Linked DNA regions of Homo sapiens: region 2 is linked to region 1. Evidence: chromatin loops called from intact Hi-C (ENCODE). Cell type or tissue: A673. All regions are shown on one strand. Each heading gives the region's core, and the rest is flanking DNA. Links, peaks and the distances in the headings are about the cores only. Region 1 overlaps SEMA3A (semaphorin 3A). Region 2 overlaps SEMA3A (semaphorin 3A).

The links. A loop is a pair of places that touch in the nucleus more often than their neighbours do. Peaks named below come from ENCODE experiments on the same cell type or tissue, not always from the same donor. Only the 100,000 strongest peaks of a DNase experiment are listed, where the experiment ranks them.
Region 2: a loop joins it to region 1, with 4 times the contacts of the local background. A loop is called at or near these places in 1 of 110 quality-filtered maps.

What each region holds. Positions count from the first base shown.
Region 1 is chr7:84,134,195-84,139,592 of GRCh38, forward strand. SEMA3A (semaphorin 3A) reads right to left here. Exons shown (of 17, transcript NM_006080.3): 2 at 600-757. Among named protein-coding and RNA genes, the nearest start is that of SEMA3A, 58 kb to the right of the region's middle. In A673, for the core only: no CTCF peak of the experiment used is centred there; DNase peaks (open chromatin) are centred at 2,377, 2,837, 3,337 and 3,837; H3K4me3 peaks cover 572 bases; H3K27ac peaks cover 5,000 bases.
Region 2 is chr7:84,068,536-84,073,933 of GRCh38, forward strand. All of the region lies in intron 4 of SEMA3A (semaphorin 3A), which reads right to left. Among named protein-coding and RNA genes, the nearest start is that of SEMA3A, 120 kb to the right of the region's middle. In A673, for the core only: no CTCF peak of the experiment used is centred there; DNase peaks (open chromatin) are centred at 706, 1,776 and 2,416; H3K27ac peaks cover 5,000 bases.

The sequences.
Region 1 (5,398 bases), core at 88-5,087:
CTCCTAGATCAGGGTTTGGCAAATTTTTTGTTTAAAAGGCCAGATAGTAAATCATTTTTGTAGACCAGTTGATACCCTTTGTAACTATTGAATTCTGCTGTTGTAGCACAAAAACAGACATAGGCAATATGTCAATGAATGGGAGTGCTTGTGTTTCAATAAAACTTTATTTACAAACACTGATAGCATGCCAAATTAGGCATGTGGGTAATGGATAGATGAACTCTTCATTTTCTGGAAATACAGAGAAATATAAATTTATACCTACACACATATAAATAGTTCATGAAGTCAATTATGATGTATTGCTACGATGGTTCAAGTATTTACTTTTATGTAGGAAAAATAGATATGAAAGGGTAAGCTGAAGTTCATATTTCTTATAATGATTACTGCAAATACTGTGGTTTCATCCTTGATATTTTTTGATTTATTGCATCCATTGATTCATTACTGTCATTTTTATTTGCATCAGAAAAGACAAACTATTAATTCAAAACAATTTTCTGTCAGTAATCATGCTTTTAAATAGCTAGAGAATTATCTATAACTTGAGATGCTTCAAAATAACTATAGTGCATATATTAGAATACTGATACCTTTTGAAAATCCTTGATATTAACCAGGTCGAATGAAAATATGTGATCCTTTGCTCCAACATACAGCCTACTCCGTTCCTCATCCAAAAGGAAGGTATGATAACTGGAGCTGTTGGCCAAGCCATTGAAAGTGATCACATTGTTGGATTCCAACATTTCTGCAAGGTAACAAAGCAAAACATTGGGTATTAATGTGAAGCACTATATAAGCATAGACTGTTGGTACATGGTAACCTGACTATATTGACTGCTGTAGTTATCAATCAGTGCTTATTCTTCAGGGTACTAAGAAATATATTGGAACCAAAATGTGTGCATTTTACTTTTTTTTTTTTTTTTTGAGATGGAGTTTTGCTCTTGTTGCCCAGGTTGGAGTACAATGGCGGGATCTCGGTTCACCACAACCTCCCGAGTTCAAGCGATTCTCCCACCTCAGCCTCCCGAGTAGCTGGGATTACAGACATGCACCACTATGCCCGGCTAATTTTTGTGTTTTTAGTAGAGATGGGGTTTCTCCATGTTGGTCAGGCTGGCTTCGAACTCCTGACCTCAAGTGATCCTCCTGCCTCGGCCTCCCAAGGTGCTGGGATTACAGGTGTGAGCCAGTGTGCCCGGCCTGCATTTTATTAAAATGAGAGTTATATTCCTATTTGCTGGTTTCATACTTAATATGGTGCAGTCCTAAAGAAGAGAGGAAGTGAAATAACTTGTCTATACACACTGATCTGGCAGAATTTATTTGCATGTAGTAATGGATTAGACTGATCAATATTGTGTATAAATGTATTTAATTTTACAAAAACTTTTTAAAAGTGGTTTCATTTGTTCCAAGCCATTAGATAGAAGGATAAGCACAGAACCTAACAAAATAGGAATGTGGGGGAAACATCCGGTTTAACCTCTTAGGTTCCTTGAGGCCTCTTTTATTTGAAATATTTTAATATGTCTTTTTGATCATTAAATGATTCACTGTACTGCCTAAATTCTTTCAAGCATTTTGGAGCTGATATATAGAGAGAAACTGAGATGAGGCTTTCATGAAAACATGAATTAAATTAATTTTACCATCTGACTTCAATTTTTCATTTGTTTTTGCTCTCCAGTTTGCTTCTGCTGTGAATAGGCAAATACTAAACAATATACCTATACTTTAGTGACAGGAACACTTTCAGATTAAAAATAACATTAAATATAAGTCCATTTTTGTGCTTGGAAGCTAATTAATTATTGGCTTCTTAAAAATATGTTTTGCTCAATGCACGCACACATGTACACACACACACCCCACCCCCATGGGATAGAATTTTTGAGGATTCTCCAAAACTGTATGTCCTGAATCAGTGCTTTAGATTTTTCGGGTGCACACTTAGTAGGAAATTTTCATCAGCATCCAGAAAAATGTAGAATGCGATGTGCCTTCCGAAGAGAGAAAGCTGCAATGTAGACCTGTCCTCTGTTCCAGCTATTAACATCAGGAAACATATATTAGCCATGTGATTGATTGCCTTGCTTTATCTATTTGTCCTACTGACCTCTTCATTTTATCATTTTATCATCAAAAATATGATTTCAACAGAGGATAAAATTCATACTCTTTAACTTAGCACTAAAGGTCAGGTCACTATCATTTAAATTTAGACCCTATCCCAGTACTTCTCATGTCCTCTATCATGCGGGAAACCATGCACTGTGCTCATTCACTCTTTGGCCTTTGTTGCTATTTTTCCTGACTCCAACAGCTACAGAATAGAGCCACGCTTAAAGCTAGTTCAAATGCAACTGCCAAGAAATTCTCAGAGAGCTTCCTGTTACATTTTGCTTGAATTACTCTTATAACCTGCATCCCACTGTCAATTATTGCAATCTTATCTACCAGAATGAACATTCCCTGCGGAAATATATAATTAATAGCTCATCATGCCTAACTCACATTTTTTTTTCATATTACCTGGTCAACAATGTAAAATGGAATATCTATCTTTTTATATATTTACCTATCCTATAGACAAAAATTGTTAACAAATTGTTAAAAGATATTTTTCTCATTTCTTCATGAGAAATAGTACAATACTAGGCTGGCCTTACTCCCTACCCCACCCCACTCTCCACACACACAAAAAAAAGAAGAAGGGGAGGAAGGAAGGGAGGGAGGGAAGGAGGGAGGGAAGAAGGAAGGAAGGAAGGAAGGAAGGAAGGAAGGAAGGAAGGAAGGAAAAGAGTTTGTATTCATGTGAATCACAGCTGAAATAAATGAGAGCTGTTAGTCTCCAGAGAGGAGGGACAGAAAATCCACTACATAATATCTAAATTGAAATGGCATTTATTGGCTGGACACGGTGGCTCATGCCTGTAATCTCAGCACTTTGGTAGTCCAAGGCGGGTGGATCACGAGGTCAGGAGTTCAAGACCAACCTGGCCAACATGGTGAAACCCTGTCTCTACTAAAAATACAAAAAAATAAGCTGGGCTTGATGGCGGGTGCCTGTAATCCTAGCTACTCGGGAGGCTGAGGCAAGAGAATTGCTTGAACCTGGGAGGTAGAGGTTGCAGTGAGCCGAGATTGCACCACTGCACTCCAGCCTGGGTGACAGAGCAACATTCAGTCTCAAAAAAAAAAAAAAAAAGAAATGGCATTCATTTCATTGGCATCCAAAAGATTACAAATGATCAATGCTATGCTACCCAGAGTCAATAAAAGTCTGAAATTTCAGGCACTCTGAGTTGTGTGAGGATGGAAACGGGCTGCTGCCAGAGGCACGGGCTGTATCACTGGATATGTTCAGGCCCTGATTGAATGGTCATTCAAAGAGATCTGTTTATCAAATGGATACCCTTCATCCTTACTTCCAATTCTAAGATCTGTAATTCTACCTTAGTTTCAGAGAGGCCAAACTTTAAAAAAAAAAAAAAAAAAAAAAGCCACCTCAGCCTAAACCAAAAAAATTACATAGAGATATTAAGCAATGAAAGGGCCATGTAAGAGGTACAAGAATGGATTTTAATTGCAAATGCATAGAAACTACATAAGGGATCTCTAAGCATCAATTGGAAGAAGTTGTAGGAAAATAAATACTATAGCTACAGATTTTGGAGTTATACAGTTATAAGTAAGAACACAAGCCATCACCACAGTACTTATCTTTTAGATGTGCAAACTAGGACAAGTTCCTTAAACTCCCTGGTCCCAAGTTTTATAGAAGATGGGATGAATAATGTATCTTTTAAGAGTTAATGTATCTTTTAAGAGTTACTGAGGTGAAATTAGATAATGCCTATAAAAATACTAGAACAAGCATTTCCTAGTAAGCACTCAATTAAATATTTCCTGTTTGTATAAGTAGAAGTTAAATATTTGTAGGTTGATCTTCTTGACCAGATGTAGCAAATTACAGTCCAGATGGAGTAGACTGAAAACTATATATATTTTTTTTCTTTTTTTTTAACCTATCTTACTAAGTGTCCTAACTTGTAAACATCAGTAATTTTGTATGGTGGAGGGAAAATAAGAATAGCAGTATGTTCTTTGATTTACACTAATATTAAATGTAATGGCATTTTAAGAACAATGAAGTATTCCTTCTTGTTTTCCAGTTTATGTATTCTCAATTCTAAATAATAAAAGGAATGACTTTCTATATCACAGTTCCAAACAATGAAAATATTTTCCCAATTGAAAAATATGTTCCAGGGTGAATTCTGTAAATTAGTTTGGACAGAATTACTGTTTCCTACGTACAGACAACTTACGGAAGTTTTTGGTGGCTTATGTATGAAATCATCATGAAAACAAACCACAGTTTTAAACTGTTACTTCTCAACAGTTTGATTTTTTAAAAAAGACAATACTTTCCTGGCATATGTGTTAGCAGCTGTCTTCCACTGCTTTCAAATGTGCTTAATTTTGTCTCATTATTCCTTTCACTCCAAATCCTTTAGATGTTCTTCTCCAACACGAGATTTTTATATTGCTTTATAACTTAGAGAAGAGTCTTAAAAACTAATGTCAGTGAACAATACAAATTCTGGATTGCTTAGGTTATATCACCACTTTCCAGTGTGAGATTAAATAGAAATTGGGTGAAATTTTATTCAATAGATTAAATAGAAACATGGGTTAAAATCAGACACATTTTTTTTTCCAAATCTAGTTCTCAGATTCTTCAGTATTCTGTTTTCCTTAGTTAAATGCATGACTTTGATTTTCCTAGATGTAGAGACAATTAGCTGCCTCCAATATTAAATAACTTTGAATGTACTCCTTCAGAATTTTAAGTCTTTCTTTCGTTTCAGTTATGTATCTTACAATGACATAAACTGCTATGGGAACTATAGTAAAATTCAGTAATGTGAAATGTGTGTTATTCTTCCACCTTCTTACATCTTGCCTATGCTCATATTCAGTTAAACAACAATTGTTGTTTTTAAAAAACAAGCTAAGTTTCTATAAAATTAATTTGACTATGGTGAATCTGAATAGGCCAAAGCTTTTAGAGGCATTAATTCTCTTTGAATGTAATTGTTTTTCTCTGGTTGAGAGATTACTTCAACTTCTACATGCTGTGTCGAGCTATAAGAGAAGCAAATGTAGGATTGTAATTAAAGATGCCATTTCAGAACACTCTTTAATAAAGTATGTATTCTTAAATTTGGAAGGTGACTAAAGAAGCATTCTGTTCACTCCAGATTCACCAAAGGATTTAGTGTGTTTATGAGTTGCTTAATGACAAAATGGAAAACATACTGACTGTAAAACCAGACACAGACATGCAGTTTGTGCTCAATAACTGCTAATTATTGTC
Region 2 (5,398 bases), core at 151-5,150, 66 kb before region 1:
ATATGCGACTATATATTACAGACTAAAAGAAGCAGCAGAACGAAGTGGTAGTGTGGTAGAAATTATTGTTATGAATATTATATTTTCTTGTACTCAATAAGACATTTTACACTACTGACACAGACAGACGTGCTATCTCCTCAAAGCATAAGATACTTTATGTCTGGGATCATATGTCCAAGTTAATCAGACAGTGCCAAGGTAGATGAGAAGTGCTTCCAATTTCATGCAGTATTTGATTTACAAGGTAAAGGATTAGAACTCATAGGAAGAGAGGTTAAGCATGTCAGTTATGGTTCAAGAGAAGATGAAAAACTATCCTTCGTCATGGTGTCAGGTAATGTGTTGAAAGCTGGCATCCCTTTCCTTTCCTCCTTTTTGTTCAACCCCGTAAATAAATACTAAGTTAGTCACCTCTTTTACCGATACATAATATGTTTCCTTTTAATGTAATTCCTACCCAAATTTCTGGGAATCTACCATGTAAATCTTCTATATTCTTACACAATTCCATAGAGAATAAATTGAATTTCCTTTCCAGTCTAGTGAGATGAGGATCTGAAATAAATATAATTTGATTTTTGGATAGAGAGATAAAATGACACTTCTTACACATGTTTGTAGTGTAAAATTCATGCCCATTACATGTAATAATGGGCTTTAAGGATGTTGAAATCGGGCAGAACTGGGTGTTATCTCTGGCTGTGCCTTTTATTGGCTCTGTGCCTCAGGCAAGTTCCTACACCCTTCTGAAATTCAGACTCCTGTAATAAGCAGATAAGAAAATCTCATAGTTGAAGTAAATAATTCTTGTTATAATGTCTACAAAATACTTAGTATGCCCTTGAAACAGATTTATTAATTTCCCTTAACCATTGTTTATAGTTGTTACAGTAAACTTATTCTGTTCTACTATGATCAAAATATCTTATGTCACAGTAGAAATGCCAGCCTATATTTTTATCAGGCAAAATTATAAGGCATGTTTGAAATATCTGTAAATATTTTGACCTTTCACAATGCATTGAAAATTCTTTCTTATAGGTAGATGAGAAGATAATTGAAAAGGTTTCATGAAAAAATAATTTAAATTAGAAAAAGTACATTATTTTTCTAATATGAGACATTCTTTCAAAAGGAATATAACTGCCGATTCATTAAAATATTTTGTTGAGAATCTCTAAAAGTTACAACATTACATAGAATGCGTGTGAAAATCATCAAATAAAACAGCGTCCTCTTTAATATATCTGATAAATTTAAAGTCATTTATATGAATAGACACTAATATTGCTGTTTCTGTTATCTAATGAGCAAGACCTTAATTTAGATGTGTGAAGGTATTGAATTATCATGAACGAACAGTGTTAATATAATTGCGTATTAACACCCTATGTTATCATATGAAAAATATCACATAGACCACTATCTGGCTTTACTTGGAAGGACTTTCAAAATCTGATTGCTACCCAGTGGATTTCTGTTTTGGAAGAGTGTGAAATAGATCGCATATGCAAGTAATAAGACTGAAAATCCTAAGACCAATGTACACAATTAAACTGCATAACTTAAATGTCTTACATGGGCTGAAAGAGTTTTCACTGTAGAAATACATGAATAAAACTTTAGCTATACTGATTCTAATTGCTTTAGCAGATGCTATGAGCATATCATATAAGTTATTGTGCTATATTTTATTACATGATTGCATCAGTTTTCAACGACTGTTTTTAGCTTTCAAGACCACTCTCTCCCCTTTGTCTTTTGGATTTCCTGAATGTTATTAGACTGTGGTGAGGTAAGGCATTAGAGGAAATAATAACTGTGCTAATGTCTAATCCAAAGTCTTATAAATTATAAACCATTGGTGACTTCATGGCAATAAATTTCCTAAATCTCAATGTTGTCCAAGTCATAAATTTAGGTAACAAAGTTGTAATTTTAGTTGTTGTGTTTAATGATTAAAACGTAAATGATGTTTGTAAAAGAAAAAGAAAAGAAAGGAAACCTTTATATATGTGATAGGATGAATATTTTAGGTGGGAAATTGCATAAAATTATGTGAAAACTAATAGTTGGACGGTATTGAAAGAATGTATGTTATCATATATTTTTTTCAAATGGCATTTTCTGCCTTTCTGTTTCTCACAAAAGACACTTTGTATGCCAGTTATACTAAATTATTGAATATTCCCCTGGTCATGCCATCCTTTTCTCATCTCTGCCTGAGACCCCTTCCTTCTGCCCTCACTCATCCTCAGCCCCCAGCCTGAGGGTGACCTTCTTTTCCTTTGAGATTAAATTCAAAAGTCACTTCCTGGAAGTCTTCAGAGATTCCTGCTGATATAATTAGTTAGTCTTCCTTTGCACATACTTGAATTAACAATAGTATACAGGCAATAACTATACAGGGTGAAACTACTGGCTTCAGCAAATAAAGAGTGTAATAAGATCTCAAAGGAAATATTGTGACATATTGCACTTTGACCAAAAGAGATCCTTCTGCAGATCAAATTTATCCATAATTTACTTTTCCTTAAAAGGCGACTTTAGATATACACTGTGCAATACTACAGTCACACATTGCATGTGGTTATTTAATTTAAACTAATCAAAGGGAAAAATTCCATTCGTCAGCTTCATGAGTCACATTTCAAGATGTCAATAGTCACATATGGCTAGTGGCTTCCATAATGGATAAAGGCAAATATAGAATATTTCCATTGAACAACACGTGTCCAAATTCTGAATCCTATGCCCTTAACAGCACACAATATAGAGTCAGCAGTCAGAGGACCTCCAGGAAGAGAAATTTTGACATGAGATCACAATCATACTAGAAAAAGTCCATGAGATCTAGAAGGAGGGATCACACTGAAAACATTAGTTTAGTTTTTGGGTTAATTCTTTTTTAGGCCAGGAGTTATGCGAAGTGGTGTTTAATGGCAGGACAGATGAAAAAATACTCACTCTATTTTTCCTGTATGTCATTCTTCATGTATTTGGAGTCACTTTTCCCTAATCTAAGCAGGTACAAATTTTACCTATTATGTAAAGATTAGGCCATGATGCACAGTACATTAAATGTCCATTTATTTTCCCCAGCAGAGAAAAATGTTTTCTCTCTGGAACTTGCATAGCAATCTATCCATACCTTTCTTCTGTTATTTTCTTTAAACTTCAAACTTGATATTCGGTGATGCATGTATTCCTTTTTTTATTAGATTTTTTTAAAGGTGAGGGACAAATCTAAGTACATTTCTTTCAAATATAAATATAGAGCTTTGCACTGAGTTAAAGCTCATAAAAGAATCAATGAATGAGTGAAAAAATTAGTAACTGGTTGGAAGAGACTGTGGAAAAACTACATACAGGGAGTAGCAAAGACACATCCCAGGAACTAATAATTTCGCCTTCAGGAGCTAATAAGTTAAGGATCTGACACAGATGTGAACACAATTGTGTAGGAGATGTTAGCCTACAAAATTCAAATATTACCAAGTTTTAAAGTGAGTTTTGGGAAACATGATACTCTTTAACGTCTTGGTGGTATGTGTGTTATTATTAATATATTATTGATGCTTACAGACTTCAAATATTAGTCTACTCTTGTTATAAAAGATTAAAAAATAAAACCTATAGTTCAAAGTCCCTTTATCTTTATAATCTTGTTCCTCCTTAATTTTTACTGGGCCTTGTAATTCTTCACCTGATTTTTATATTAAGCTTATCAATAAATATTACCCCTCTGAAAAGGGTCAGCCTCACTGATAGGCAAAATTATCAACTTATTTCTTTGTGGAACATAAACTTATTTCTGATTAATGTAATGTCTCTCCTGTGTATCCCATCATTCCAGTTGTTTTTTTCCTGACTGTTTTTGCTCAATAGGAATTACTGCAGGCAGCTCTGGGATGTAGGCAAGCGGAGGAGGAAACTGGAGAAGCTGCTTGGGTTTGTGAAATATAATTTTCTGTTTACAGAAATATATAATTTATTTTTGATATGTTCACCTTGTATTTATTTTTGAGACTTTGCTAATTTATGTAAGTCTTTGAAGCACTAATATAAATATTAATGATTCAGTAGATACATATTAAGCTGTTACTATGTAAGGTTTATATAGGTATTTGGAATACGGAGGTGAAAGATCTAGTTGTGAATCTCAAGGAGTATACCACGAAGTACAACAAAAATTATATAACAATAATACATTACAGACACTATTACAGAGTTTATAAATTATTTGTTAGCTATTTTCATTTAACATTTAAGTGTTAACATTGCCTTAAAACTTCATGTATATATTATTTCACTTAATCTTCATGACAACCCTACTATTATTATAATACCTGCTTTGCAGACGAGAAAATTGAGACATTTTGCCTATAACATCAAATCACAAAGCTAATAATGGAGGGAATAAGAATTCGATAACATCTTTTTCCAAAAACATGGTTTTAACCACTATATAAAAATGCAAGATTCACAAACATAATATTATTTACACTAAACACACTAAAGTAGTAGAAACAATTTTATTTTAGTGTACTTATAATACACTAAAACTATTTTATTTTAGAGTATTCATAACACACTAAAATACTAGAAACTGGAAACCATCAGAGTTCAGTGTGAGTACAGTGAATGTTCTGTTTTAGTATATAAATAATAGCTTTATTTGATTGAGTCCTTCAAAATATATTTTGTAGAAAGACGTGTGTGTATGGGTGTGGGTGTGTGTGTCTGTGTGGACTGGATGTGAGTGTAGGAGGCCAGTAGAATCCACAGAGAGAGGGCAGAGGAAAGCAGGGAGACAGATTATTCTATCTAGAGAAAATAGCACCAGCAAAATTTCCAAAGAAAATAAATATGATTCATACTTGAAGAATAACATAAAGTTGAGTTTGGACAATGAGGAATACATACATATATTAAAAGATGAAGCTGGAAAATAAATGTGGGGGCCAAACTGTGGAGAGTTTTCTATGCCAAAATAAGCAATTTAGTCTGTATTCAGAAGGTGCCAGTGACACAGTGATAATTTTAGTTGCAGAACAATAGCATCAAAGAGGTGCAATATGATGATGAATCTGACAGGGATGATTTAGAGACACACAAGCCTGGCAGCAGGCAAAGAACGATTTGCCATAGCTTGGGAAGGGAAGAATTAGGTCTTTTCATGCATTATGGCCGTTTACAGGAATTTTAAGTGTTGTATGCTGCAACTTGGTCAAGTCACTTAGCTTCTTTAACTCATGTTTCTCAACATCTGTTGCATCAGAATCCTCTTTGATGTTCCAACAAAGCTATGGCTTAAAAAAAGCTAAAAAAAAAAAAAAAAAGCTAAAAAAATGAAGCAAATCATACATATGTTTTATCAGCAATCTTAAAAATT